2 separate regions of the Mus musculus genome follow, and region 2 is linked to region 1. Evidence: chromatin contacts called from ENCODE POLR2A ChIA-PET data. All regions are on one chromosome and are shown on one strand. The core of a region is the stretch at or near the end of the contact, and the rest is flanking DNA. Distances in the headings are between cores, read along the strand shown. Region 1 holds the start of Tbc1d13 (TBC1 domain family, member 13). Region 2 holds the start of Miga2 (mitoguardin 2).

What was found. ChIA-PET counts read pairs that join two places held with the same protein, here RNA polymerase II (POLR2A).
Region 2: POLR2A ChIA-PET joins it to region 1 with 11 read pairs in embryonic stem cell. The contact joins the promoter of Miga2 here to the promoter of Tbc1d13 in region 1. POLR2A ChIA-PET finds 5 or more read pairs at or near these places in 2 of 5 experiments (Patski and embryonic stem cell).

Annotation. Positions count from the first base shown.
Region 1 is chr2:30,132,091-30,136,008 of GRCm38, reverse strand. It overlaps Tbc1d13 (TBC1 domain family, member 13), which reads right to left and starts at 2,263. Exons shown (of 12, transcript NM_146252.3): 1 at 2,097-2,263; 2 at 1,139-1,212. The coding sequence starts at 2,119.
Region 2 is chr2:30,362,246-30,365,896 of GRCm38, reverse strand. Miga2 (mitoguardin 2) reads right to left here and starts at 1,664. Exons shown (of 16, transcript NM_001242407.1): 1 at 1,592-1,664.

The sequences.
Region 1 (3,918 bases), core at 1,014-3,513:
CAGGCTCTTTTCATTTTGTTTTTTGAGACAGGGTCTCACTATGTAGCCCTGCCTGAGCTAGAACTCACTATGTAGACCACCAGGCTGGCCTTGAACTCACAAAGATTCACCTGCCTTTACCTCTTGCTCTAGGATTAAAGGTGTGAATCACTATGCTGGGCAGGCATTAATGTCGCGGTGCTGCTTATAAACAATGGCTCTCTGGTTTCTCCATAGCACCCATAGAAACTGGAATTACATAAAGACCTGAGTATGACTTTAAGTTCTCAGGCAGGCAAAAGCTTATCTATTTGTTGATGCCCCTGTGTCTGTGTCCTGTGCTAGACATAAGCAATGGCTCTGTGGCTTCCCCACATTGGTCCTGTTGAGGGCTCTGTGCCAGACAACCACCATTTCATTCAATTCCCAGTTTAGCTCCAGTAAGGATGGAGGATTAGCTGCATCGTCCTCACTTACAGATAAAGACACGGATCTGTAGACAGAGCAACCAGGATTAAGACAGGTGTGATGTGCAGTCCGAGCTCTGCACAATCAGCACAGGCAGCTTCCCCTCTGGGGCCTCCACACCACTCCAGAATGGGAAGGCCAACTTCTGCAATGCTGTCAGGAGTTCAGAAGAATGGCTCTGAGGGTGGCTTCCCTGACAATGAGCCAATTAACCACCCCACCCCACCCCAATCTGCACGACACAGGCGACTTAAATTCTTTCTTTGAAAAGTTACTAGGCAGTACCACAGGAGCTCTACAAACATCTTGGGATGTTTTTACAGACGGGGTAAAAATCCAGCTATTGCTGTGCTGGAACATTAACCATGTGGGGGGCAAAGTCAAATGTGGTGGAAGTTCAATTCCTTAAAATTGGTGCTCTACGGCTTGAGTTTTAACACTAACCAAAGGTCACTCTCAGCTCTGATCCACAGCCAAGTAGAGAACCCGGGAACCACCCTGCAACTTCCTTAACTCAAGAAACGAGCTGAGAAATGCTGAGAGGCCTTCCCTAGGCACAAAGGGTTACCACCGGTGCAGTCTTCAGGCCACTTCAAGGGATTTGGGGGATCACCCCCCCCCCCCAGCTAAGGGCCAGCTTTCTGCCGGCAGGCAGGTTTCCAGGGAAACCCTGAGTAAAAGTGCATCTTACCACTAAAACTGAGTTCTCGAAGCTTTTCCAACACAATGGAGGGCTCCTTCAGGACATCCTGGAAATCTGCAATCCTTCAAGGGCAGAAAAGGAAACGCCAAGGTAACAGGCTTAATGACCACTCTTGCAGCCAGCCCAAAGATCTTTCACTCCCAACGGTCTCCAACTACCAGCTTAGGGAAGTGGACAATACAAGTTTCTTCCTCTAAGATCTGCCATGTCAACGAAAAGCCATGAGAGGTATTCTAATCCAAAGGGTTTGAAGTGAGAACTTAACATTAAGCACTGTCCACTGTTAGCGAGCTGGCATTTCCTGGGCACTTGCTGCGGCCAAGCCCAGCCCACAGCACACCACTACCCGAATTCACACAACCAAGCTTCCTGCAACCAGGAGTAATTGGATCCACAGACAACAGACTTGTACAATCTCCCCATGGCTCCCGAAGCTCTTGGCTGGGTAAAGGGGAGGGGGCACAGACTTCTCGGGCCTGCCCTCAGGCAAAGACAAAAGACTAAAAATTAGTCCTGGAGTGACCAGAATTTAGCGGGCGTTGCAAGATGTGCCTGGGGTGGGGGTAGGAGGTGGATTTAAGAGGCCAGATTGGAGAACCTGGATCCCCTGGTGTTTCTCATGAGCATGGAGCACAGGGACAGGGGCATTTGGGGGCGGGGGAAGGTGCGAATCCTAGAGCGAGGAAGCGGGGAGGGTAATAGGGGGCTGGACAAGGGAGACACTAGGGAAAGGGGTCCCGAGTGAGAGAGAAAGAAAGGTGACACTGAGGTAAGAGAAGCATCTCTGCTTCTCGCCTCTGCCACACAGGCAATGAGACCGTAAGGGGGCTCGCCGCCGGGGGAGGGGGCTGTTCTTGGCCGCACATGCGCTGAGCAGCTCTCTCTGTGCGAAGGCCCGGCCTGGACGGAGCGGTCTGGGTGCAGTCTTGACCTCAGGTCTCCTTACCGGCTCTTGTGCAGACTCGACATGGTGTTGACTTCCGGACTCCCGAGCTGCTTCTGCAGCCCCAGCTGCCGCCACCGCCACCGCCCCCCTCCCTCCGGGGACACGGGGCGCTGGGCAAAAGCCTCCGGCAGGAAGCAGAACTTGGAGCGTGCGCGTTCCGCGGGGGCGGGGCCGCGCTGGGTCCGCCCAAGGGTCACGTGACGGGGACTTCTTTAAGGCTAGGCAAACCGTCAGTTGAGCGTCAGGACGGCGTGACTGTCAGTGATCCCGCTGGCTATGAGTCTCCCGCCCTCAGTTTCTGATTACTGAATACACTTGTCTATCTCTCTCACTCCCTGTCATTAACTGCGGTACAGTTGTTTGGTTGATTGAACTAGTTGTTTGAACTAGACTTAGTCTCCGGTGTGGTCTCATTCAATGTCGAGTCCTTCCTTATGGAAATGACCCTGTTGCTCAGTAAATACCTCTCGGAGGAGCCGGAGGAGTACAGCTCAAGGTTTCCTTGACTTTGGAAGTTCATAAACTAGAATTCTGGCAAGCCTGGCGGTGGTAGCTCACGCCTTTAATCCCAGCTAGAAGCAGGAGGATCTTTGAACTGACCTACAGAGTTCCAGGACAGGAAGAGCCACACAGAGAAACTCTGTCTTGAAACTCCTCCCCTCCCCCGCACTCCCATCCCCAAGTAGAATTTCTGTAATTGCACAATTTTAAAGCAATAGAAAATGAAAAACAGGAGCTAAGGGTGTAACTCAGTTGGTAAACTCAGTTGTGAGTGTGAACTTAAAAGAGCAACTATGAAAATCATTGGCTAGCATGCACGAAACCAGGTTTCAGGTTCAGCACTCCTTGTAGCTGGATTTGGGGAAACATGCCAGTAATGCCAGCATTTGAGAGGTGGAAGCAGGAAGATCAGAAGTTGAAGGTTCAAGAAGTTCACTCTGCTAGAAGTGAATTCGCTGTTGATGCTCCAGGGAATAAAGCACTCACGTGAGCGTGAGCTCTGGCGTTTGGATCCACAGAATTCATGAAAGAGCTGCCAAGAGGGGCGGGAATGTGCAAGGTTTAGACGGCAAACAGACTCGCTGGACTACCTTCAGTGAATAAAGGGGAGAGCCATCAAGGAAAGCAAATGGCCTTTAGGTCAGGGCCCCTATACACACGTTATTGCTACACATATTTGCACACACAGGCACACAATTTCTTCTGTAAATTATGTGTATGGGTGCTTTGCCTGCATGTATGTCTGTGCACCACTTACCTGCCTGGAGGTCAGAAGAGTGTTGGATTCCTGTGGAACTGGAGTTGTAGATAGTTGTGAGCTGGGAAATGAACTAGACCCTCAGAAAGAGTAACTAGAGCTCTTAACTTCTGAACTATTTCTTCAGTACCCCTCCCACACACACACAATGTTTTTTTTAATTTAAAAAAGAGAGCTGGGGGCTGGAGAGATGGTTCAGTGGTTACGAGCACTACTGCTCTTCCAAAGGTACTGAGTTCAATTCCCAGCAACCACATGGTGTCTCACAACCATCTGTAATGAGATCTGATGCCTTCTTCTGGTCTATCTGAAGACAGCTACAGTGTACTCATATACATAAAATAACTAATTAAATCTTAAAAAAAAAAAAAGCCCAACGTGGTGGCACAGGCCTTTAATCCCAGAACTCGGGAGGCAGAGGCAGGCAGATTTCTGAGTTCAAGGCCAGCCTGGTCTACAAAGTGAGTTCCAGGACAGCCAGGGCTACATAGAGAAACCCTGTCTCGAAAAAACCAAAAAAAAAAAAAAAAAAAAAAAAAAAAAGTATTTGCAGAGTGACATACT
Region 2 (3,651 bases), core at 415-2,914, 230 kb before region 1:
GCTAAGTGGTGAAGAGAGGGTATGTCAAGGTCTACTGGACTCTGGGTTCTGCTTAACACAGCAGGAACAGGCAGTGCACCCCAGCAGAGACACAGAGAGAAAAGATAGCCCAAGACCCACTAAGACCCAAAGCCAGATGAGATGTTTGATCACATATTCTGAGACCCCAAGACCCTGCAGCAGGGGTCTTGTTCAAGTTCAAGGATGCTTTCTGAGATCTTCAGAGGAAGGAACACCATAGGCCAGGACAGACCCTGTCTCTCTGGGATGATGACCAAAAGTCACTAGGCCAGCACAAGACATGAACAAGGAACAGATTATCCTTGGTGAGTGGGGGAAGGCATACAGCCCTATCAGGCTGGCCCTAGGGCTGTGGGGGGAGGGGAGAGGGCAAGAGGGCTGGCAGGCAGAGTGAGGTTCAAGGGCTAAAGAAATTGCCACACTGTCAAGGGCAGGGTACATTTTTGCCTAGAGGTTAAGTGGGCTATGATGTGCCTCCAGCCTGGCAGGGCACTGAGTGAGAGACAAGGACATCAAATAGCAGGAGATATACTTCTCAGAGCATTTCAACAAGCCAGCGCACTAGCTCTCTGTGAGGCCTCAGTGGAGTCCTTCTCAGAGCACGCAAGGATAGGAATACTGAGGCTTTGAGAGATGAGGACCGAGGCTGGGCCGAGCACCCTAGCCATTGCCTGCTGCTTGCTTGTATCAAACCTGAGGGCCTTGAACGTCTGGGAAGGCCACCTGGTATTAGAGGTGAGCCTATTCTAGGATCCAGGCAGGAGGAGAGAGGGAAGGGGAGGCCTGGCATCTGTTTGCAGGTGAGTCCAGTTAGCCTTGTCTGTGCCCAAGAGGAAGGAAGGGTCCAAGCTCATCATCATATCCTACCTGTCTCTCTATTCTAATGCTGGCCACCAATCCTGCTCCACATTCTTGAGCAGGTAGGTTATCTGCTCCTCCACCCTGGCACCTTAGGCCTGATATCCCGGCTTTCCAATCCAGGCCCTCCTCTTTTGTGCAAGCCAACCCTACTAATTGGCCTGAGCATTCTCTCGTCCCACTTTGACCTGGCTGTGTTATCAGAACCAGGCAGTACTACAGCTCACTCTGCCTCATGTCCTGTTTGTCCCACCCCTGCACATCTCTGTGGGATCCCACGCAGCCGGGCATTGGGCAACCCCACAGTGAACATCAACAATATTCCAAGCTTCAGTATCTGCTCCTTGCGGAGCCTGGGCAGGGACCTTCCTGCTTTGGCCCCGACCTCCCTAGGACATCCTTGACCGCTGTCCACATACAGCGCTGCCCACAGCCGGCACACCTGGGGGGGGAGGTGCCCGCGACCATACTTTTAGATGCTCGCAGCGTTCCAGGCCCGGGAGTCTCCTCTCTGACCCAGCTCCTTTCTCGTTCCACCCACGGAGCCACGCATCCTCTCGAGCCGCCTGGTCCAGGGGATCCACTCATCCCACCTTGGACACCTTCGCGGGCTGGCTGGATCGCAGACCCCGGCGTGGGCCGGGTTCCATGCTCCGCAAGCCTCGCTTCTAGCCCTGCTGATCTGGTCGCCCGCGCAGTGGCCGTCACTCACCAGGGATCCCATCGCTGGGGAAGGGCAGCGTCTCCTTTCCAGGCGGCAATACAACCAAACCACGCCGCTGGATGGGGAAGGCGTGGCCTCGGGCCGGCCAACACAGCTCTGACCAATGAGCGTCTCCATATCGCTCCGCATCGGCGAGGCCCTTGGCCAATGGGGTGAGCTACGTGATCACGCAGACTCCGCCTCCCTCGCTTTTCGCACCGCCCCCTAAGTGTGGTTGCAGTGTGGAATGTCCTCTTCTCTCCTCCGATTGGTCACTAGGATTAGACAGACACACGGACACTAAAAAGGCGGTGGAGTTAGTGGACACCTGGGGCTTTCTGGGAAGCAGCTGCTTAGAGAGTCTCTGCCACACGCTGGTCCTCAGCGTTGTTGTCACTGGGATGTCACACCTGATTACCAAACTCCTGCGCTACACATACTCTCACACCAACAGGCACACACGCATGCACGCACACGCACATCTACAACCCTTATTTATGCATGGTTTGGTTTGGTTTCTTGGTTTTGGATTTTTTTTTTTTTTTTTTTTTTTTTTTTTTTTTTTTGAGACAGGGTTCCTAAAGGATCTATGCTTTGGAGACTAGCAGGTTTTGTATGTTTGTTTTTTAGTTTGGTTTGGTTTGGGGTTTTGGTTGGTTGGGTTGGTTTTTGGTTTTTTTTGTTTTGTTTTGTTATTTTCTGAGGCGATTTTTTTTTTGTGTAGCCCAGGCTGTCCTGGAACTCCTGCCCTCTGTTGGGATTAAAGCCAGGTGTCACCACCGCACTGCCCGCTGATCTTGAATTCTTGATCCTCCTGCCTCCAATCGCCTGAAGTGCTGGAATTATTGGGGTTTTTTTTGTTTGTTTGGTTGGTTGGTTTGGTTTTTTGGGTTTCTCTCTCTCTCTCTCTCTCTCTCTCTCTCTCTCTTTCTTTCTTTCTTTTTCGAGACAGGGTTTCTCTGTGTAGCCCTGGCTGTCCTGGAACTCACTTTGTTGACCAGACTGGCCTCGAACTCAGAAATCTGCCTGCCTCTGCCTCCCAAGAGCTGGGATTAAAGGCGTGCACCACCACTGCCCGGCGAAGTGTTGGAATTATATACAAGCATGTGAAACTCTGCCCAGCTACATCCAAATTCTAAATTAGTAAATAATTATTATTTGAATATCAGGGGAAAAAAATAAAGGCCAAAGTGAACTTTTTTGGTAAAAGGTGCAAGTAGTGCCTATATAGGCCAGAAGAGGGCGACCTCTGATCGCCTGGAACTGGAGTTACAACTGAGAGGAATTCTGTGGGTGCTGGGAATTGAACCCTAGTTCTCTGCAAGAACAATACACTGGGCTTACCAATTGAGCCATCTCTCCAGCCTCCAGTTACTGATCCTTTTCAGCCAGTGTGAGTTACTGAATAAAGACATGCAATTATAAATGGCTTTAACAGGACAGAGCTGGATGCTGTCTGAATGGTCACTATGGCCAGCTACAGACAGATCCTGGTAAGTACAGAGTAAAGAGGAACAATTTCGCATACAAGACTGTGAACACAGACACTTGGGGCTTGTGAGTTACCAGTGTGTAGTTACAGAGCCTGTTAATGTTAGGTCAGTGGTAGGAGACTGGCAGTCTCCTGAAGTTTTTTGTTTTGTTTTGTTTTATTTTCAAACTCCACATATCTGGGCCCCGCCTGCTCTTAGGACAACACCCAGATGCCTGAACAAACACCCAGATGGCTCAGGTTCACCCCTGCACAGACAGATGACAAAGCAAAGGGACCAGCTGAGGAACAGCTCTGGGTGAAAAGATGAGGTTTTCACTTAATATTATTTTTTTAAAGATTTTTTTATTATTATTATATCTAAGTACACTGTAGCTGTCTTCAGACACACCAGAAGAGGGCGTCAGATCTCATTAAGGATGGTCGTGAGGCACCATGTGGTTGCTGGGGTTTGAACTCAGGACCTTCGGAAGAGAAGTCGGTGTTCTTAACCACTGAGCCATCTCTCCAGCCCTATTTAATATTATTTAGTTATTTTATGTATACGAGTACACTGTAGCTGACTTCAGACACACCA